Linked DNA regions of Homo sapiens: region 2 is linked to region 1. Evidence: read pairs that join two places in POLR2A ChIA-PET (ENCODE). Cell type or tissue: GM12878. All regions are shown on one strand. Each heading gives the region's core, and the rest is flanking DNA. Links, peaks and the distances in the headings are about the cores only.

Region 1 (5,365 bases), core at 149-5,148:
CCTGACCTTGTGATTTGCCGCCTCAGCCTCCCAAAGTGCTGGGACTACAGGCGTGAGACACCACGCCCGGCATGAAGATCTTTTCAAAATTTTTTACCCAAAAATGACCTTTTGACTTATATTCATAAGTGTATTTGCAGTCACCACTTCCTAGATTAGGTTTTGTGTTTTATGATAACTGAATATTTTGGTTTTAGAAATCCTGGCTGTGTTCATAGTTAATTGTATTTTTCCAGGAATAAAGGAGACATTCCTCAAAACTTAGTCAGCTGTAAACTGGCTGGCTGGGATAAATCTAAACAATTCAGATTCCAAATGCTGGATAAAGACCAGATGTGCCCCGTGGTATCTTTTGTTTCTGTTCCTGAGAAGGAGAATTCATCAGATGAAAATATTAATTCATTAAATAGCCACACAAAAAACAAAACCTCTCAGATGTCGGAGAGCAGTTTGGTGAACAACAGAGGAATCTCTCCAGGTAGTGGACGTTTCGGCTGTCACTGCGTGAGGTCGGGTGGGCTGGGGGCCGTGGGGTTGTGAGTTCTGGACAGAGGGCGGGCAGCAGGGGCCAGGACACCCGGCAGCTACAGTGCTTTGTGCTCTGAGCTCTTCGGCTTCAGGCCCTTCTCTTGCTGACGACGTTAGGGAGAGGGACAAAAAGCAGCTTGACAAATACCAAGAGGTGCTTCAGATGGCGGCCGGCTCCTGAGTACCTCGAAGCAGGGAAAGATTGCTGGGCGCGCCGGGGCAGGCCTTCTATCCCAGCACTTGGTAGTCACAGCCCTCTCCTACTTCCAGCTGCTCTCTCTCTTTATGTTTTTCCAGCCACCACCTGAGGCTTTGCCCCGTGTTTTTGTGTGCATCTGTCTTTGTGTGTGTGAGAGAGTATTCATTTCCACTAAGCATGCCAGCACTGTTAGAGATAATTTACCTTTTGGTCAACTTTTGTATTAAAATTTTATTTCCCAGGTGATTGTACCTGTAAAGGAGAAAATGGAGAAAAAGACAACATTCTATCAAGGAAGCAGATGACAGAGCCTGAGCCTGGGGGGCTTGTCCCTCCAGGGGGAAAAACCTTCATTGTGGTCATCTGTGACGGAAAGTAAGGGCCTGGAGGTCTGGGGAGAGCCGCGTTTTTAAGTTTCTCTGATACTTCTAGGTTGGGTGTTATAAAAGGTACTCCTTTGTGGCGGGTGGATCACCTGAGACCAGGAGTTCGAAACCAGCCTGGCCACCATGGCGAAACCCCGCCTCTACTAAAAATACAAAAATTACTTGGGCCCCTGTAGTCCTAGCTACTCAGGAGGCTGAGGCAGTAGAATCGCTTAAATCCAGGTGACGGAGGGTGCAGTGAGCCAAGATCGCACGACTGCACTCCAGCCTGAGACGGAGCAAGACTCTGTCTCAAAAAAACAAAAAGGTACACCTGACGTTTTTGATGTGACAGAATCCTAAGAAAAAGCATTGGTCTAGAAGCTGGGTACCAAGTGTGACCCACCTGGGGCAATGGATCCTGTAACTTCGCACGACTCATGAGGGTCCTCACCAGATGGCCTCTCACCCTCACAAAGAAAACAGGGTGTCTCTGAGGCTCTCTGAGGCCTGAGCTCCCTGTGCTTCTGCTGTTCTGAGACATCACGTTGGCTCCTCTTCACTGCCTTGCCCGTGTTCCGCATAGCCAAGCCCTGGGGCCTCGGTCATCTCCATCCCGTCACCTGGGCATTTGGCCAAGGCACGGACAGCACAGTGTGCTGAGGGAGGGGCAGGAAGGGCCCCTTCCTAGCTGGGATGCCAGACGCCAACCTTGAGCCCTTCGCTCTCCCTGGTGTGGTTGGTTACATCAGCTGACCAAACAGGCCCTGTCCTCCAGCTCCCTGTGTCCCTGCATCCCTGCCTAAGCTGCCCGACAGTGCGTGATAGCCTTCCAGCTGGGTGTCTAATTCTAAATTTTTTGAAAAACTTAAATCTGATTAAATCACAGCTCATCAACATCAAGCTGTGGGTGGCAAGTGCACAGTCAGCTGTGTGAGGTGCAGCCAGCTTCAATGCTTTTTTTTTTTTTTTGACATTATGACAACATAGAAACAGGTTTTTTCAAAAAAGCCATAGGTGCTAACACAGTGAAACCCTGTCTCTACTAAAAATAAAAAAAATTAGCTGGGCGTGGTGGCGGGCACCTGTAGTCCCAGCTACTCAGGAGGCTGAGGCAGGAGAATGGCGTGAACCTGGGAGGCGGAGCTTGCAGTGAGCCGAGATCACGCCACCGCACTCCAGGCTGGGTGACAGAGCGAGACTCCGTCTCAAAAAAAAAAAAAAAGCCATAGGGGGGCACAAAGTGTAGTGTGGATGATGTAGCCCCAGTTAGAGCCACAGCGAGGACTGGGCAGAAAGCACATTAGATATAGTACCTATTTTTGGTCATGTCATAAAATTCTGACTTAAAATTGGGAATATCAAAATTTTTTCCTACTCTTATATGTGTTAGGATTACAAAAAAGACTATTGTAGATGCTTACTTTTTTTTTTTTTTTTTTTTTTTGAGACAGGGTCTCACTCTGTTGCCCAGGCTGGAGTGCAGAGGCATGATCACAGCTCACTGCAGCCTCCACCTCCCTAGGCTCCCACCTCAGCCTCCCGAGTAGCTGGAACCACAGGCACACGCCTCCATGTCCGGCTAATTTGTGTATTTTTTGCAGAGACAGGTTCATCCTATATTGCCCAGGCTGGTCTCAAACTCCTGGGCTCAAGCGATCTGCCCGCCTCAGTCTTCCAAAGTGCTGGGATTACAGGCCTGAGCCACCGCACCGGGCCTGTAGGTGCTTAATTTTATCTTGAGAAAATATTAATTACATAGCTTATTTTAGAAGATCTCTTTTTTCTCTGTAAAAAGAATTATTGAAGACTAAAGATGAGTCTTAACTCTGTCACTTTTCTTGTATGTACAAAGGAAAATTGTGTTGACTGCCTATCTTATTTATGACTAAAACTAAATTTCATTTTGTTTTTTTCAAGAAATCCTGGCCGCTGCAAGGAGCTCCTTTTGCTCTGTTTTTCCGATTTCCTAATTGGGCGATACCTTGAAGTAAATGTTATCAGTGGGGAGGAGTCACTAATTGCTGCGCGCGAACCATTTTCTTGGAAAAAGCTTAAAAGTTCACAAGCGTTAACATCCGCAAAAACTACAGTTGTTGTGACCGCACAGAAAAGGTACCATAACTGAAATGAGTGTGGCTCTTGGTCTGGCAGTTTTATCTGTGAAGGAAAAGCGGACGTGCACTGGCAAGCGGTGGCTACCACCTGGCTGGGGAGGTATAAAGGGGATGAAGCTGGGGTTCAAGCCTCTTTCCATGATTGTATTTGGGGGATGGAGTGCATTTCCACGGAGCTCTGAAGGTCAAGTTCTGTCTCTGCAGCTGCCCAGCAGCAGCGTGAAGCCCAAGGAAGACGGCCTTCACTCCCCCAAGCCCCACTCTGCTCTGGCAGTTCCAAGGTGGCTCTCAGAGCAGGCTGGCCTCACCCAGCTCCTGCCACCTCTCCCGTCCTGACGAGGCCATGGTGTGTAGTGCACGGCATCCCCGTGTCATTCGCACTGGGGGCAACAGGATTGTGGGGTCACCTGAAGCCTGTTTGAAGATGTGGTACCACTTAAGAATGGAGTTAGGAGAAGCAGTGTGTGATCTGGGACTTGTGGCTGGGGAACATAGGGACCACCCAGATTTTAACTGGAGGGTAGTCTCAGGAAAGCACTTCACATCCACGTGTTCTCTTCTGTAGTTATAAAACGAAAAAGCCCTGAATAGCAGGCTTTTTAAAGTGTAATGACTTAGTCCCGTGTGATGTGACTTTTCCTCCATCGGCTATAATAACTGATGGGTTTGAGCTCTGCTACTACCCCAGACCTCCCTGAGGGTGAGGTGGGTCACTTTTCTAATACTGAAAGATTCTGAATTTCAAATCACGTGTTGCCCCAGTTACAGTTCAAGATGAGGGATTATGGACTTCTACTTAGTTGCAGACTAAAGGGAAAACCTGTTACCAGGGAAGAATATCATGTGGTTGTTTACCTTTTAAGGTTAGACCATTGTTTGAATCACAGCACCACCACCAAGAAGCTGTGTGACCTTGGGCAAGTTTCTTAACCACTCTGAGCCTTGTTCTCATTGGTAAAATGATAGTCCCTGCCTCGTGTGGTTTGAAGATTGAATGAGGTCAGACATGTAAAATGTGCAGTTTTCTGGCACAAAGCAATCACTCAGTAAGCGAATAAGCAGTCATGATCCCTGGGCATATTATTATTGAGAAAAAGGGGCTCACTGCCTGATGCACTAGGGGCCATTGCTACGACAGTGGGTTTCTGAGAAAAGAAAAGCTTTGTATTGAAAACCAACCCCCAAGGAGACAGGAGTCAAGCTCAAATGTGTCTCTCTGTGCTGGCTTTAAGGCAGTAATTTTGTCAGAAAACGTTTAGTGGGTAGAATCTGGGATTAATAGGTGGTTGGTGGAAGGAAAAGGGAGGTCTGGAAAGGCCTTGGGTGTGCATAGTTACCCCTTCATGCTACCTCATGGGTCACATGTGCCAGTTCGGAGGGAGTTCGCATGAAACACGGTGGGAATCCAGGCTGTGACGTCAGTAAGCTCTGCACAAACTCCAGTTGTCCATCTTGGTTCCAGCTGATCTCAGCCAGTCCTTTGATGTCATAAGCAGGGGGAGACTCAGCGCTGGAGTTGTTTCTTATCACCCATCCTGCAGGCTCAAGAATTTCTGTTAGTCATCGGTTTCTTTAACTCTTTGGGGCACAGTTTCAACATCAAGGGGCTGTAGGGATGTAACCCAGAAAAGGAGCAGGAAAGTCCCTCGGCTGCCAGGCAGAGCAGAGTCCCCGAGGATCGAGTTTTAATGACAGGAGCCTTGGAGGATCCCTGGTTCTCATCTAGTGACACACCAAGCAGCTTTCTAGTTATCATTTGGCTTAACAGAAAGAGTGAAATACACAGAGCAACAGCCACAAGGATTTTAACCCCCTGGTCAGTTACTTCCCCGTGAATATTAACATATTGTGTGGGAGCGTATCTAAAACAAGGACATCAGTTTCCTGCCACTCAGGTTAGTGACCCAGAGTGCCTGACCCGGGTTGGCTCGAGCACACCTGGAGCACCAGGTGTCTGGACCTGCCCACGCGGGCATTGGCGGGTGCCTGCTTCCAGAGCTGTCCATCCGTGGCCGCCTGTCACAGGTCCTGCACTTCCTGCTAGGACCCCCAGTGCCAGGCAACTTTGGCTCTTAGCTAGAGCAGAGTGTTCACTTAGCAGATCTGTTCTGGGGGGCTTTGTAGGCCAGCACACTCCCAGCCAAGTTTCTAGCCAC
Region 2 (5,365 bases), core at 274-5,273, 100 kb before region 1:
GGCCACATTCTGTAATCCGGGGGATGGCCAGGCTCTGGAAAGTGCCCCAGGTCAGGCCCAAGAACGCGAGTGCTTGCCCAGCCAGCATCTGGCTGTGCAGTGAGAGCTCCCACTGGTAAGCGTGGATGTGAGTGGGGCAAGTTTGCAGGATGCCCTGTGGCAGCGGCTCCAGGCTGACCCTGCAGCTCCAGCCCCAAAGACAAACAGAGGGTGGAGGCTGCTCTTCACAGCTGGAGCGAGCGAGACACTCCCCCTCCCGGCAAAACAGGGCTCGCTTCACAGACAGCAGCCCGGGAGACTTTCCACCGCCTGGGGCCAGAAGACTGTGGCCAGACACTTGTGGAGTTTCTAGGTTTCCAAAGGAAGCATCCAGAAACCTTGGGGCCTTTGGGGTCCGAGGACACCCTAATGGGGTTCCCCACAGGGCGGCCACTGGTGCAGAGATGGCTCCAGGCCGGCGGGATAGGCTGCCGCCGGCGTGCACCTCCCTCAGGCATGCATGAGGCCAGGAGGGTAGACAAGGGCCCTGGAAAGCTGGCTGGGCTGGCAGAGGGGTGGAATCTGTCCTGGGCACTCATACCCCAGAGCCCCTGGCTTCAGCCCCAGCCCCTAAGGGGAGCCCTCTCCTAAGACCTGAGATTCCACCCAAGTCCCTGGCCTCCACCTCCCCTCAAGATGCAAAAGGCCACCTCCCCTGTGTGGTCCTCCCTATGAGCCCCCCCCCACTCCGGAGGGCACCCCCCGAGGCTGGGAACTCTGGGGCCCAGCCTCTGCTCAGGGAGCCGTTCTGTGTCATCTTCTTATTTGGAGCATCAAATGCATAGGAAAGTTTCTGGGCAGAAGCTTACTGCTTCCCATTTGCCTCCAGCCAGGGCAGGGGGTTGGAGAGAACCAGGGTGCAGTTCTTGGGTCCTCCTGGCTCCTCCCTTCCTGGACAGGCACAGAGGCTTCTGCACCTGCCTCAGGTTCTGGGAGGGCACTGCCCCACGTGTGTGTGTGTGTGTGTGTGTGTGTGTGTGTGTGTGTGTGTGTGTGTGTCTGTGTGTGTGTGGGGGGGGGATGGCGGGAGTTAATAGCTGGGGAGCCTGGGAGTGTCTAGCTGGGGTGTTCTGCCTGGAATACCCACAGGACACCCCAAGTGTGGAGGGCGGCACCACCCCCAGGCTGGGAGAGGCTGTGGGCCTCACACTGTGGGCTCGGGTAGTCAGGAGGGAGCTTGAGAAACAAGCTCTGGGGTTCGGTCCCAGGGGAGGGAAGGCGGCAGGGGCTGCTGTGACCGTGAAGTCCTCCCTCCCTCCCACCACCCCGCACTGCCCACCTCCCTGCCTCCTGGGCCAGCACCTCGACCCTGCCCCCGCCTGGCCTAGAGCCCTCCATGGGCTGGAACTTATGCACTCACTGCTGGGCAGAGTAGATGGGGCTGAGCCCGCCCCCTGCAGCAGCGTGCCTGTGGCCACAATGCCCTGGAGAGAGTGGCTAGTGCCAGCCTCCATGCCACGGCATGGTCAGCAGCAGGCAGGCACATTTGGGGGTGGCTCAGGACGGGCCACTGTCATCCCCTATCCCAGGCTGGCTGAGCTGTAAGACAGATACTCCAGCTGGGCCTCGCCCCTCAGCCTGGCCTCCAGCCCTCCTTATACCAGGGGACGATGGGGGCTGCTGTACTGTGGCAGGGGTGTCCCAGACGATGTCCATGGGCACGGCCAGCAGGATCATTGGGAAAGGACAAATGTCCCTCCCCCATGGGCCCACTCACACCCAAACCTCTCTCCAGGCCTCTCTGGGACAGGCCCCCACCACGACACACCCGTTGCCTGAAGGCGCCATCCCAGCGTGCCGTGACGCAGGCAGGGGCTGCAGGTGGCCAGTAGTCGGTGATCTCGTGTAGGGACGGCCCACGGGGTGTGGCTGGTGCTGGTTCCAAGGCCCAGGGAAGGACAGTGGGGCCGGCCTCTGCCCTCTGCCCCAGGCCCCCGGCCACCCTCTCCAGCCTGAGGTCAGAGGGCTCCAGCCCTGTCTCTGAGGGCTGGGGGATTGGCCCTGCTCAGTATCCATGAAGAGCCAGGCCACGGGCTCCTGGGCGGGCCCCGGCCACCGAGATCACCCACCGCAGCTGGGCGAGGCCTGGGGTGGGGGTGGGGTCTTTCCAAGTCTGGGTCTCCAGGGCAGCACGGCCACACAGCCCAGTGACCATCGGTCGCCCAGAAGCCCAACGGTGAAGGGATCTGAGGGTCCAACCCCGGGGGCTCCCTCCGCGCCCGCGCTGGGCACCAGATGGGAGGAAACGGGGTGCGGAGACCCTGGGCGGCGCCGAGACTCGTCGGACGAACGCGGGAAGGAACGAACCAGCGTCCGCCCGGGACCCGGGCTGGAGCCTTCCCCAGAGCGGCTCGGAGGGTCCGGAGCGGGTGCGGGGGTGCTGGGCACGAGGTTCCCAAGAAAACCACGGCGAGGACGCGGGTTCACCACAACAGCGCTGTGTTCTCGGCCTCAGCTCCGCGCAGGTTTCCACGGAGACGCGCGTGGCTCCGGGTCGTCGTCCTGGTCCCCGCGCCGGTCCCGACTCACGGGGTCCGCGGGCTGCAGCTCCGCCCGCCGAGCCGCACGAAGGACGCGCCCTGCAGGACCGCGGCGCAGAACGAGCGGCAGCGCTTGCAGGGCCCGGCGGGTGGCAGCAGCCCGCGGCACACGAGGCAGGGCGGCGCTCGGGGGTCCCTCGGCAGCCCTGGGGAGGGAGGGGCGCTGAGACCGCGTGCGCCGGCCCCACATTCCCCGGCCGCGCCTCCCTCCACCCCGACAGCACTCGCCCGCCCCGGCGCGCCCCGGGACTCCCCACCCCCTACAGCGCCTTCCTCCACCTGCAGTCGCGTCCCCGGGCCCCGCCCACCCCGCCCCCCGCCACCGCTCCTCCAGCCCACTGACCTTCCCACACCCCCCGGGAACCCTGGACTGCGTCCACAGACCCTGAGCCCACAGATCCCTGAAACCTCGCCCCTGTCCTCTCCTACCCCAGCCCACCCCCGACCGCGCCCCAGGCCCCCTGACTGTGCCTAGCGCCCCTTGACCTCGACCCCAGGTCCCCGGACCGCACCCACCCGTCCCTCAATCCACACCCACCAACAGGCGACGCCCGCGCCCCTCAAGGCCACGCCCCCAGGCAGGCCCCCCAGGGTCACCCTTATCACCTGCAAGACCAGCCCCAGGTGGCTCCCAACTCGCTCCTGCATGGAGCCCACCTGCTTCCCCCAGCTTTCGGAAAACCAAGACCTCCACTCAAACGCAGGGGGGCGGGGGTAGGGTGTCGTCCCTCTGGGATGAAGGCTCTGCGGATGGGAGGTCCCCTTCCCCACCCCCCTCACCCTCCCTAACGCCCCTCCACCTGGCCCCCCACCCCAGAGGGGCAGTCCAGCTCTGCCTCTAGCTTGTCAGCCTCTCTCAGCCCTCCTCCAGGTGAGTCCTGCCTAGAAGGACCCAACCGGCCAGGAGATTTGGAGAAGAGCAGCCCCCACCCCAACTCGTCCTGCCCTGCTGTGCCTGGGCTCAGGTTCAGATGCCTGGTGCTGAGGACCCATCCCCACTGGGCCAGGACCAAGTGGGTGGTGGGTTCAGGACGGTGCCTGCAGGCGAGGGCCAGCAGCATGCTGGGCCAGCCACAGAGTCCCAGGATGGGTCAGCAGCTGGAGGGGTCAGGAGGGAGGTGGGAGTGTTAAGACTGGGGGTGCTCCAGGAGCCACCGAGTCCCCACAAGAGGCTGCACCCAGTGCAGGCCATCTGGACACACTGGCACCTTCGAAGTGGGCCTGGGCTGGGGCTCCTGGTGGAGCTAGAAGACCTGCTACCCACAACCTGTGGTCAGACCTCACCAGGGCCCATGGGCAGTTCTGATGCCAGGAGCTGCCGGAGGAAGCACACCCCAGGCCCACCATCCCACGTGGTGCCCGTGGTCTGGCAGGCGGCCACGTGGTGCCCGTGGTGTGGCAGGCGGCTGCAGACCGTGCCCTCTCCTGCATGGACTCAAAGGTGGCAGCCGTGATGGGTGAGAGCAGGTAGCTGCCGTCCACCGCAGGGCTGGCCACTCAGCAAGGCCACCCCCTGCATGGGAGCTGCTGCGTTTTGAGAACTTTCACGCAGTTCCTCGGAGCGTCACAGGATAGGCAAGGCTGGCAGGTGTGACCACCATGTGTCCCTTTCATCCGAGAGGCTGGGGCCTTGGCCTGGCTCTCACTGGCCTCCAACCGCTGTCCTTGCCCTGGGGCTGTCCCGGGTCCCTGGCCAGCCCTTCTCAGTGGGGTGAGCCTGTGCCAAGCCCCGTCCCCCATGTACTGGGGCTGGTGAGTCAAACTTCAGGTTGCCCAGGCCAGGAAGGACTAGGGGAAGGCCAGCCTGCACACTTGCTGCAGCTATAGCTGGTGGGGGAGGGACAGAAGGAGCCCCAGGGTGGGGTAGGGATGTGGGGTGAAGAGGGGACTCCCTGGTTTTCCTAGCCGCCAGGGCTGTAGGTTCCCAAGCAGCCACAGCCCAGCCCAGAAGTGCAGGCACCACCCTGCTGGGGCACCCACCGCCCACGGCAAACTCCGAGCCCCAGGCTGAGTCACTCTTCCTGGGGGGCTGGGTGGGGAGAGCCCCCAGTGCCTATGCAAAGCAGTCCTTGGCTTCCGGGAACCTCGGAAGGGCTGGGCCAGCTTGGCCCATAGGACAGGCCAGGGCCCACGTGGCACAAGCAGGGCATGAGCAGCAGGAAGAACGAGGTGGGAACAGCTCCCACTCCCCAGGGCTCTCATCCCAGCGGAGAGACGCACGGAGGCCGGGCACAGGACTGGGAGGTCAAATCTGCCAGGGTGGCCCAGCGCAGCAGGCCAGGTAGCACTGCGGGGCAGGGCCTTGTCCCCCAGGCACCCAGGGCCTGATGGGACCCACCGGGGTGCCCAGAAAGTGTGTGTCCAGTAAGTCGGGGCAGAGGCTGGGCCCACCCTAAGTGAAGGAGGAGGGGACGTGGTGTCTGCGGCTCTCCGTGTGTCTGTGCGTGATTAATGGAGCATGCATGAGCTAACCGAGCAGCTGGTGTGGGGCCTGGACCCTGCTGAGGGAGGGGAGGCCCAAGGCCTGGGCCCCAACCCTGTATGGAGGCCAGGGCTGGGGTGAGACTCATTGTGGGGTGTCAGCAGGCTCCGGGGAGCCACTAAAGCCCATGGGGTGCACTCAGTACCTGGGAGTCTGGGACCCAGACCAGCCCTTCCAGGGAAAACCACCAAATAAGGGCATAAGATAGGAAAAGCATCACAAAAACAAGCAAAAGCAGCAGGCAAGACGGTAAAGGAGGACCAGGTCCAGGCCAGGGAAGGTGAGTGAGCCCAAGGAGAGGGCG

The links. ChIA-PET counts read pairs that join two places held together with the same protein. Peaks named below come from ENCODE experiments on the same cell type or tissue, not always from the same donor. Only the 100,000 strongest peaks of a DNase experiment are listed, where the experiment ranks them.
Region 2: POLR2A ChIA-PET joins it to region 1 with 8 read pairs; 3 of 35 experiments call an interaction of 5 or more read pairs at or near these places.

Annotation. Positions count from the first base shown.
Region 1 is chr22:50,114,145-50,119,509 of GRCh38, forward strand. MOV10L1 (Mov10 like RNA helicase 1) reads left to right here. Exons shown (of 27, transcript NM_018995.3): 7 at 237-478; 8 at 970-1,102; 9 at 3,013-3,207. Among named protein-coding and RNA genes, the nearest start is that of MOV10L1, 27 kb to the left of the region's middle. In GM12878, for the core only: no CTCF peak of the experiment used is centred there; no DNase peak of the experiment used is centred there; H3K27me3 peaks cover 292 bases.
Region 2 is chr22:50,012,559-50,017,923 of GRCh38, forward strand. It overlaps IL17REL (interleukin 17 receptor E like), which reads right to left and starts at 207. Exons shown (of 15, transcript NM_001371417.1): 1 at 1-207. The coding sequence starts at 88. RefSeq lists enhancers at 92-692, 4,743-4,802. In GM12878, for the core only: a CTCF peak has its summit at 2,634 (motif pointing right); a DNase peak (open chromatin) is centred at 4,573; H3K4me3 peaks cover 349 bases.